2 separate regions of the Homo sapiens genome follow, and region 1 is linked to region 2. A link is a contact called in ENCODE Hi-C or POLR2A ChIA-PET data. All regions are on one chromosome and are shown on one strand. Each heading gives the region's core, a stretch centred on a gene start or an enhancer-like site at or near the end of the contact. The rest is flanking DNA. Distances are from core to core; before and after follow the strand shown. Region 1 holds the start of SHBG (sex hormone binding globulin). Region 2 holds the start of TMEM256-PLSCR3 (TMEM256-PLSCR3 readthrough (NMD candidate)).

Region 1 (3,936 bases), core at 1,219-3,718, 230 kb before region 2:
TTTTTTTTGGCTTGACCCTTTTTGAAACCACACCTGCCCCAAGTAAATATGCAGTCTAAGTCAAAACTGTTTGCTTGCTGTGGGGAGCTTCAAGATATGTCCCTCGCCCCTACCACCCACCTGAGTGCCATCCATAAGCCTTATTTTTATTTTTATTTTTTTGAGACAGGGTCTCACTGTGGCCCAGGTCAGAGTGCAGTGGCACATCATAGCTCACTGCAGCTTCAAACTCCTGGGCTCAAGTGAACCTCCTGCCTCAGGCTCCTAAATAGCTAGGGCAGCAGACATGTGCTACCATGCCTGGCTAATTTTTTTTTTTTTTTAGACAGAGGTCTCTGCTATGTTGCCCAGGCTGGTGTCAAACTCCTGGCCTCAAGTGATCCTCTGGTCTTGGCCTCCAGCACCTGGGATTACAGGCAAGCACCACCATGCCTGGCTAATTATTAATGAAAAACAATTCTGTGGAGCCAGTCTTGTTATGTTCCCTGGGCTGGAAACCTTCCTAATATTGACATGTTGGACTCCCCTCTTCCCTCATTGCTCCAGGCTCCACTGAATACAGGCAATGCCCCACTGTCCCCCTTTACTTGATCTTGGAGGTGGAGACTGAGCCAAGATGGGTTCTCTGGTGTCCCAAGAGCAAGGAGGTGGCCTGAGCCTGCTGCCTGCTTGAGTCCCAGGTCCAAAGAGAAGGCCCAGGGCTCTGCATGAGGCTGGGGAATGTCTGTGGGGAGAAATGATTATCCTGAGGCCTCAAAGCTGGGGTCTCAAGGAGGAAAGGGGCCAGTGGTAGAGGGGGACAGAGGCAGGCTGAGCTGGCCAGGGTGGGAAAAATAGACTCCGAGGAAATCTACCTCGGAGATTGAATTCTGCCTGAGTCCCTGGAGGGAGAAATATCCCGGGATTTGATTCTACATCACAGCTTCTGAGGCTAGTGGGGGCAGATGCTGAGATCTCGGCCTGTTTGTCCAGCCAGGAATCCCGGCGCAGGCAGCCATCCAGGGCAGGAACCAGCTGGAGTGTGACAGAGATAAGATACGGGGATGTAGAAATCAGGGCATCGGAGCCGCAGTCCCGACCTCCCTGCCCTCAGTTGACTCCCCTCTGAGCATTTGGCCTCCCCCTTGCAGCTCTCAACCCTTCCCTTCTCCCTAAAAGTGTGGACTTAGATTCCCACGGCCAGCCACCCAGCAGTGCTTTACCAAGTCTTGGCTAGGGTTCCACCCCTGGGGTGTAGTTACCGGCAACCGAAGGTTGGAAGCGGGGAAGAGCAGCCCCCCAAGCGCAATCCTCATGATGGGATGGCGTTTGCTGGTCAGGGGCCCAGAGACCTGTCTCAGGCGCAGCACCTCCTCCCCATCCACCTCCAGCAGCACAGAGTCCCCCTCCATCTTGACTTCCACCTGCAGGAAGGTGGGAAGCAAAATCAGAGGCCCCTGGGATCTGTTTCTGCCACCTTCCTGTGAGGCAGCCTAGTACTATAGTGGAAAGAACATGCCTTAAAGAAGCAGCTAGCATCCTTGGCCTTGGGTCACTCAGCTCTTGTCACTTATATACTGACTGAGCCTTAGAATTCCCATCAGAAAAGATGGGGCCAAGAATAGCTACTTTGTGGGGGTTCGTGTGGATTAAACGAGATGACAGTGGTAGAGGGATGCCCAATAACTTGGTTTTGTTCCCTTTCCTCAGACCAGCTCCAGACATCCCTCCCCTGAGGACCAGAGCTAGCTTACCTGGTGCCATCTCCCATCATCCAGCCGTGGTCCAGCACCCACCGTAAGCTGGGCCCAGTGATTGTGCAGTTGGATCTCAGGCCTGCCGTCTCGAAGTCCCAGCATAAACCAGTCATCCTTAGGGTTGGTATCCCCATAAAAAATCACTCCCTCTGGGTCCCAGGTTCGAACCTCAAAGGAGGAGGAGGTTCTGGAAGGACACAGAAGGAAAGATTGTGTATGTCATGTGTCCTTTGAGAACCAGTGTGGGTTTGGGGGAGATGGTGTTCACAGATAAGGAAAGGAAGACAGGGAAAAGAGAAGAGCTGATGGAGAGAGGGCAGAACCAGGGGACTGGGTCAAGGGCTAGGCCAACCCCATACTTTGTGATCTTGGTGAGGTCAAAGGTCATGACAGCGATAGGCTCTTGTCCTGGGCCATTGCTGAGGTGGACAGCCGGAGGGTCGTGGGCACTCTATCAGAAAGAGAAAACAAACAAAGCTGAGTAGGGACATGTCAGAGACAGACAGAGGGAGAGGCCCTGCTACAGGGCCAGAGGAGAGAAGGGAAGACTGCATGAGCTGAGTGCCCTGTCCCGCTCCTGCACCTGGGTGGGGAGAACAGGTCTCAGGGCCCATCCCTGGCGGGTGTGACGCAGTAGTAGCAACAGCAGCAACAGCAGCAGGCGCGAGGTAGCCAGTGGGCCTCTGCTCTCCATAATCAGCCACTGTCCACTCGGCGGCTCAGACAACTCTTGGGAGAATGTGTAGAGGCAGGCAGCCTTGCGTGTGGGCGGTGGAGGGTTAAAGGTTGCCCGGGGAGGAGGGGGTAAAGGAAACAGGGGCACTGACCCTTGACCCCTGCCCAGGGGCCCAGTCACAAGACTCAGCTATCACCCCTCTGGGGATCAATGGGGTGAAGGACAGAGTCCCCTCCACTATCATCCTCCACTGCCGAGAAAGTTTCTGAACTGGGAGAGGATATTCCATCTCCCCTCTCCTCCTCTAGGGCCTGATCTAGGTCCTCCAAGATTTCTGTCCACTCGGGGAGCCTGCATTCACAGGCCTGAGGTCTAGAAACAGTCCTCCCCTGCGTCCCAAGTAGCATCCTGTATCAGGACTAGAAATGAGATAATGGAATCCTAAATTTCTAGCTGAGTGACCTTGGGCAAGTCACTTCACCTCTGTGCTTCAGTGTCCTTGTCTGTAAAATGAGGAAAATAATACTTTACGGGGTGACTGTGAAAGAGGGTTCATTGAGAAAATGCAGGCACAGTGCCTGGCATCTGGTCTGAACTCCTCCCCCAGTCTTTTCCCAGGCCTCTGAGGCCTGTCTCCCAAGAAGGTATTGTCTGTGTGTATGATTCAGTGAATATTAAGAAGGGACCTGCCCCCCGCCTCTCAGTTATCTTCCCTTATCCATTTATTACAGGGCCTAAACAGTCTAGCAGTAGAAATCACCCACTCCCTGACCCATTTTATTTTATTTTATTTTATTTTATTTTATTTTATTTTAGACAGAGTCTTGCTCTATCACCCAGGCTGGAGTGCAGTGGCGTGATCTCGGCTCACTGCTGCCTCTGCCTCTCGAGTTCAAGCGATCCTCCTGTCTCAGCCTCCTTAGTAGTTGGGACTACAGGTGCACGCACCACCACGCCCAGCAAATTTTTTTGTGTTTTTAGTAGAGACGGGGATTTCACCACGTTGCCCAGGCTGATCTCGAACCTCTGACCTGAAATGATCCGCCCACCTCAGCCTCCCAAAGTACCTGGATTACAGGCATTAGCCACAAGGCCCGACCCTCCCTGACGCATTTTATTTTATTTATTTATTTTGAGATGGAGTTTCGCTTTTGTTGCCCAGGCTGGAGTGCAATGGCACGATCTCGGCTCACTGTAACCTCCACCTCCCAGGTTCAAGCGATTCTCCTGTCTCAGCCTCCCGAGTAGCTGGGAGTAAAGGCATGCGCCACCACACCTGTCTAATTTTTGTATTTTTAGTAGAGACGGGGTTTCACCATGTTGGTCAGGCTGGTCTCAAATTCCTGATCTCAGGTGATCCGCCTGCCTCTGCCTCCCAAAATGCTGGGATTACAGGTGTGAGCCACTGTGCCCACCCCATGACCCATTTTAAAATGCAAATGACAGACCGGGCTTGGTGGGTCACATCTGTAATCCCAGCACTTTAGAAGGCTGAGGCGGGCAGATCACTTGAGGTCAGGAGTT
Region 2 (4,127 bases), core at 1,144-3,643:
CCCAGTCATGCCCCCTGCCTTTCAGCTTCTCTAAGGCTCCTCTATTCCTCCATCACCTGGAGGTGGCTCGGGGCTGATTCCCCCAGGATCTCCTTTTCCTGTGCCAGACTGGGCTCAGCTACCATGGCCTTGCTGCCCCCTCCCCCTCCCCACAACAAGATCTGCCTCAGTCACCCTCTCCTCTTGAGGGTACTCTGGGCCCCTGGCCTCCTCCCACCAGCTCCGCTCCCTCCTTCCCTCCCACTGGAGGCCCCCCCATCTCTCTCCTCTCCGTAGTGCTCCCTGGGAGCATCTTTTGTGGGCCTCTTCCAGCTTGCCCCAGCTCTTGCCTTCAGTCTCTCACCCTCGGTCTTTTTACATCTTTCTCTTCTGTATCTCTCTCCTTGGTGTTTCTCATTTCTTTCTCTCTCTCCAAATGCCTTCCCCAAATTTCCCCCTTAAGCCTTCTGTCTCTCTCTCCTGTCTTTCCCCATCACTGTCTCCCCCATTTTCTCTCCTCATCTCTGTCTGCCACATCTTGCTCCCTCCTCCTTCTCCCTATCCCTCTGCCTTCTCTCTCCATTCCTGCCCAGGCCTGACTCCCCCAGCCGGGGAGAGTTGAGGGACGGGGGCTCAGGCCGCAGGCCCCCCCTTCCTGCAGTGGTGAAAATGGCTTGGCTGGGAAGGGGAGAAGGAGGGGGAGGGGGAGATGGGAACACACGGGGTCTGTGGGCCCATTCAAAGGATCATTCATGGACTGGAGAGAGGCAGAGACAAAGAGACCAAGACGCAGAGACACGGCGAGAGCATCCCTAGGCGGAGACACGCAGACAGAGCAGGCTGGGGGAAACCAGGCGCAGGGAGGGAGATGGGGAGAGGGAGACCCCAGTGGACCGCCACGCAGCCCCCTCCACCGACCCGGCTTAGGTCCTACCTGGCTCAGCCCTGGGGCCGTGGTGCCTCCATCCAGGGCTCCGAGTGGGGGGCGAAAGGCCTTCGGGAGGGGGCGGCGGCCTCTGAGCCCCCGCGGCCCCGCAGGCCCAGCCCCCGCCCGCAGCGCCTCACCCGGCGGGGGAGGGGGATCGCCCCAGCCCCGGGGGGCGGGGCCGGGATCCAGTCGATCCCCGGGAAAAGGAGAGCTAGGGGATGGGATCAGGGGGAGCCCGAGAACAGGGAACCCCGCAGTAGGGACGATAGAGAAAGGAGGGGGCAACGGGACAGGACTAGATTGAGGATCCGCTGGTTCCGTGGGCCGGCTTCGAGGGACCAGAAGGCGGTCCAGGCGGAGGATCCTAAGGATCGGGTGCTGGAGGAGGAGTCCACGTTAATCCCCAGGGGCCCGGGGCCCGGGAGCGCAGGATCCGCGGTGCAGGGGCAGGGATCCAGCCGGAATCCTCGGGGAGGGGGAGGGATCTAGTCGATCCCGAGGGCGGGCGTGAGGGGGAGGTCCGGGGAGTCAGAGGAGGGCGGGAGCCGAGTCCAGAGCCCCGGGGCGGGGGTCAGCGCGGATCCTAGGAGGGAAGGCGGGGGTGAGGGGAGGCTTCGAGGGACGCTCAGCAGCCGGGAGGCCCGGACTCCTGGCTCCGCGCGCCAGGGCCGGCCCGCCCCGCGTCCATCCCAGCCCGAGAGTGATGATCCGCCGGCGGAGCAGCCGCAGCAGCCCCGCGCGTCACCGCGCGGCCGCCTCCCCCGCCCCCTGCCGAGAGAGCGGCGCACACCCCCCGCTCGCACCCCCCGCTCGCACCCGCCTGCCCGCCCGCCCTCCGGAGAATGGGGGGATTGGAGATGGTGGGAAGAGGCGGGAGCGGACAGACGGACAGATGGACGTAGCGGGCCAGGGCAGGGTGGAGACATTCCCCCGGATCTCCCACCCTCGGGGCTCTCGCGGTCTCGGAGGGCTGGCGGGGGGGAGAATATCTTAACTACAGGGGGCGGGGCATCATACAAAGAAGGCGGAGCCTTCAGACATGGGGGAGGGGCCATTTGTGCAGTGGGCGGGGTTTACTGGCAATAGGTGGGGCTTTGCTATCTTTCGGGCCGCCTCTTTTTGGTAGTGGGTTTGATTTGAAGCTGAACAGGAGGAGCCTGTGGAAAAAGGGGCGGAACTTTGAGAGAAGACCGGGATCTTTGGAAATTGGCCGGAGCATGGGGGTGGGGGGTTCGAAGAGGCGATCAACTTGGAAAGTGGGCCAATCCTTGACGCAAATCCCCCTAGTCCCGCCCTCAACCCCGCCCCCCCACTGCTTAGCTCCTCTGTTCCTAATTGGTGCTGGTTTCTCCGCCCGCCAGACGTCTTCGCCACTCTGCAGCGGTTTTACAAAGGCGGGTGAAGAGCGCAATGCTGAAATGAACACGGCCCGGATTGGGCGCCTGTGAACCTTATTTGCATGGGCGGTCGGGATTGGCTGGCCTCTTGGGTGGCCTGGGCGGCGTTGGTCCGGTGCGTCCTGTTCTACAGCTATGGCCGGGCCAGCTGCAGCTTTCCGCCGCTTGGGCGCCTTGTCCGGAGCTGCGGCCTTAGGCTTCGCTTCCTACGGGGCGCACGGTCAGGGGGCTGGGGACGAAGATGGGACTGTACTTGGGGCGTCCTCTGGGGTCTGCTGCAAGGGCGTAACCTATGGGAGGTGCCCGGCCTCTCGTTTATCAGACAGTCCGCGGAGCCCTAAACCTTTTAAAGTCCCCCAGCTGGGTCCAATTGGTTCCCAGTACTGCCCGAGCGTGTTCCCACCAATCGGAAGCTTCCTGGGGCGGGGGGGGGGGTGCCCTTTCTCGCCAATGTCCACCTGGGTCCCCCCGGATTGGGGGCGGTCAGGGCTGGCACTAGGACCGCTAACCTTTGCTTCTTTTCTCCACAGGCGCCCAATTCCCAGATGCCTACGGGAAGGAGGTGAAGTAACTGCGCTGGGGCTCCCTGACTCGTGGGTCTACGAAGGCACAAAGTCTGGGGTCCCTGGGGGAAGTGGGCGGGGAGAGGGTGGGGCGAGCCGCGGATCTCTGGAGCAGCAAAGGCCAAAGGCTCTGTAAGCCAAAGGCCTGGGATCAAGCTGGGACTTCAAGGGTGGGGTGGGGGAAGGAACTTTGGTCCCTTGTGTCATCAGGGGATCTCAGTACCTGTATTGCCTACGACATCCCTTCGTTTCTGTTTTTCTTACAGCTGTTTGACAAGGCCAACAAACACCACTTCTTACACAGCCTGGCCCTGTTAGGGGTGCCCCATTGCAGAAAGCCACTCTGGGTAATCTTTCCCTGCGCCTAACCCTGACCAAGCCCCACACACTCCCTCTCAGCCTGCCCTGTTCTTAACAATCCTGTTTTCTGTGCTGTGTCTCCTTCAGGCTGGGTTATTGCTAGCTTCCGGAACGACCTTATTCTGCACCAGCTTTTACTACCAGGCTCTGAGTGGAGACCCCAGCATCCAGACTTTGGCCCCTGCGGGAGGGACCCTGCTACTCTTGGGCTGGCTTGCCTTGGCTCTTTGAGCTCCCTTTTGCTTAATTACTGGGTTTTCTGGGCAGTTTTTTTTTTAAAGAGTTGGAGTAAGAAGAGGATTAAAAAGGAAAGGCAAATAAACTTTGGAGTCTTTGTTCATCTAACCTCTTGGAGGACGAAGGGTGGGGATTCAACCTCTGAACTCCCTCCATTTCCTAAGACTTAATCAGTGAGCCTTAGGTCTGGGGATTCTGGTCACTTTAAGTTAACTTATTATAATGTTCTTACCCTGGTGGGCATCAAAGTCATAAAGAATGCTTGAAATAACACAGATTCCTACTGAAGCACTCTTTCGGGCCTGAGAATCTGTATTTTAATAAGCTCATCTTGTGGTTCTGATGCATACTAGGTTTTTAATTTTATTATTATTATTATTATTATTTTGAGATGGAGTCTTGCTCTGTCGCCCAGGCTGGAATACAGTGGCGCGACCTCGGCTCACTGCAACCTCTGCCTCCCAGGTTCAAGCGATTCTCCTGCCTCGGCCTCCTGAATAGCTGGGATTACAGGCGCCTGCCACCATGCCCAACTAATTTTTTGTATTTTTAGTAGACACGGGGTTGTGCCATGTTGGCAAGGCTGGTTTTGAACTCCCGACCTCAGGTGATCCGCCTGCCTTGGCCTCCCAAAGTGCTGTGATTACAGGTATGAGCCACCAC

What was found. Hi-C counts contacts between places; a loop is a spot of excess contacts on that map. ChIA-PET counts read pairs that join two places held with the same protein, here RNA polymerase II (POLR2A). Pooled maps may share reads with other maps.
Region 1: a loop to region 2 is called in a pooled map, with 5 times the contacts of the local background. The contact joins the promoter of SHBG here to the promoter of TMEM256-PLSCR3 in region 2. A Hi-C loop is called at or near these places in 1 of 37 single-sample maps with no recorded cell type and 10 of 50 pooled maps. POLR2A ChIA-PET finds 5 or more read pairs at or near these places in 3 of 52 experiments (Caco-2, HepG2 and WTC11).

Annotation. Positions count from the first base shown.
Region 1 is chr17:7,628,667-7,632,602 of GRCh38, reverse strand. SHBG (sex hormone binding globulin) reads right to left here and starts at 2,468. Exons shown (of 8, transcript NM_001040.5): 1 at 2,320-2,468; 2 at 2,096-2,187; 3 at 1,734-1,923; 4 at 1,242-1,403; 5 at 855-1,014; 6 at 588-724. The coding sequence starts at 2,430.
Region 2 is chr17:7,402,397-7,406,523 of GRCh38, reverse strand. It overlaps TMEM256-PLSCR3 (TMEM256-PLSCR3 readthrough (NMD candidate)), which reads left to right and starts at 2,393. Exons shown (of 10, transcript NR_037719.1): 1 at 2,393-2,524; 2 at 2,835-2,866. It overlaps TMEM256 (transmembrane protein 256), which reads left to right and starts at 2,427. Exons shown (of 4, transcript NM_152766.5): 1 at 2,427-2,524; 2 at 2,835-2,866; 3 at 3,134-3,214; 4 at 3,315-3,549. The coding sequence starts at 2,440. The coding sequence ends at 3,458. It also overlaps a transcript of NLGN2 not described here. RefSeq lists a silencer at 1,619-1,948 and an enhancer at 2,439-2,618.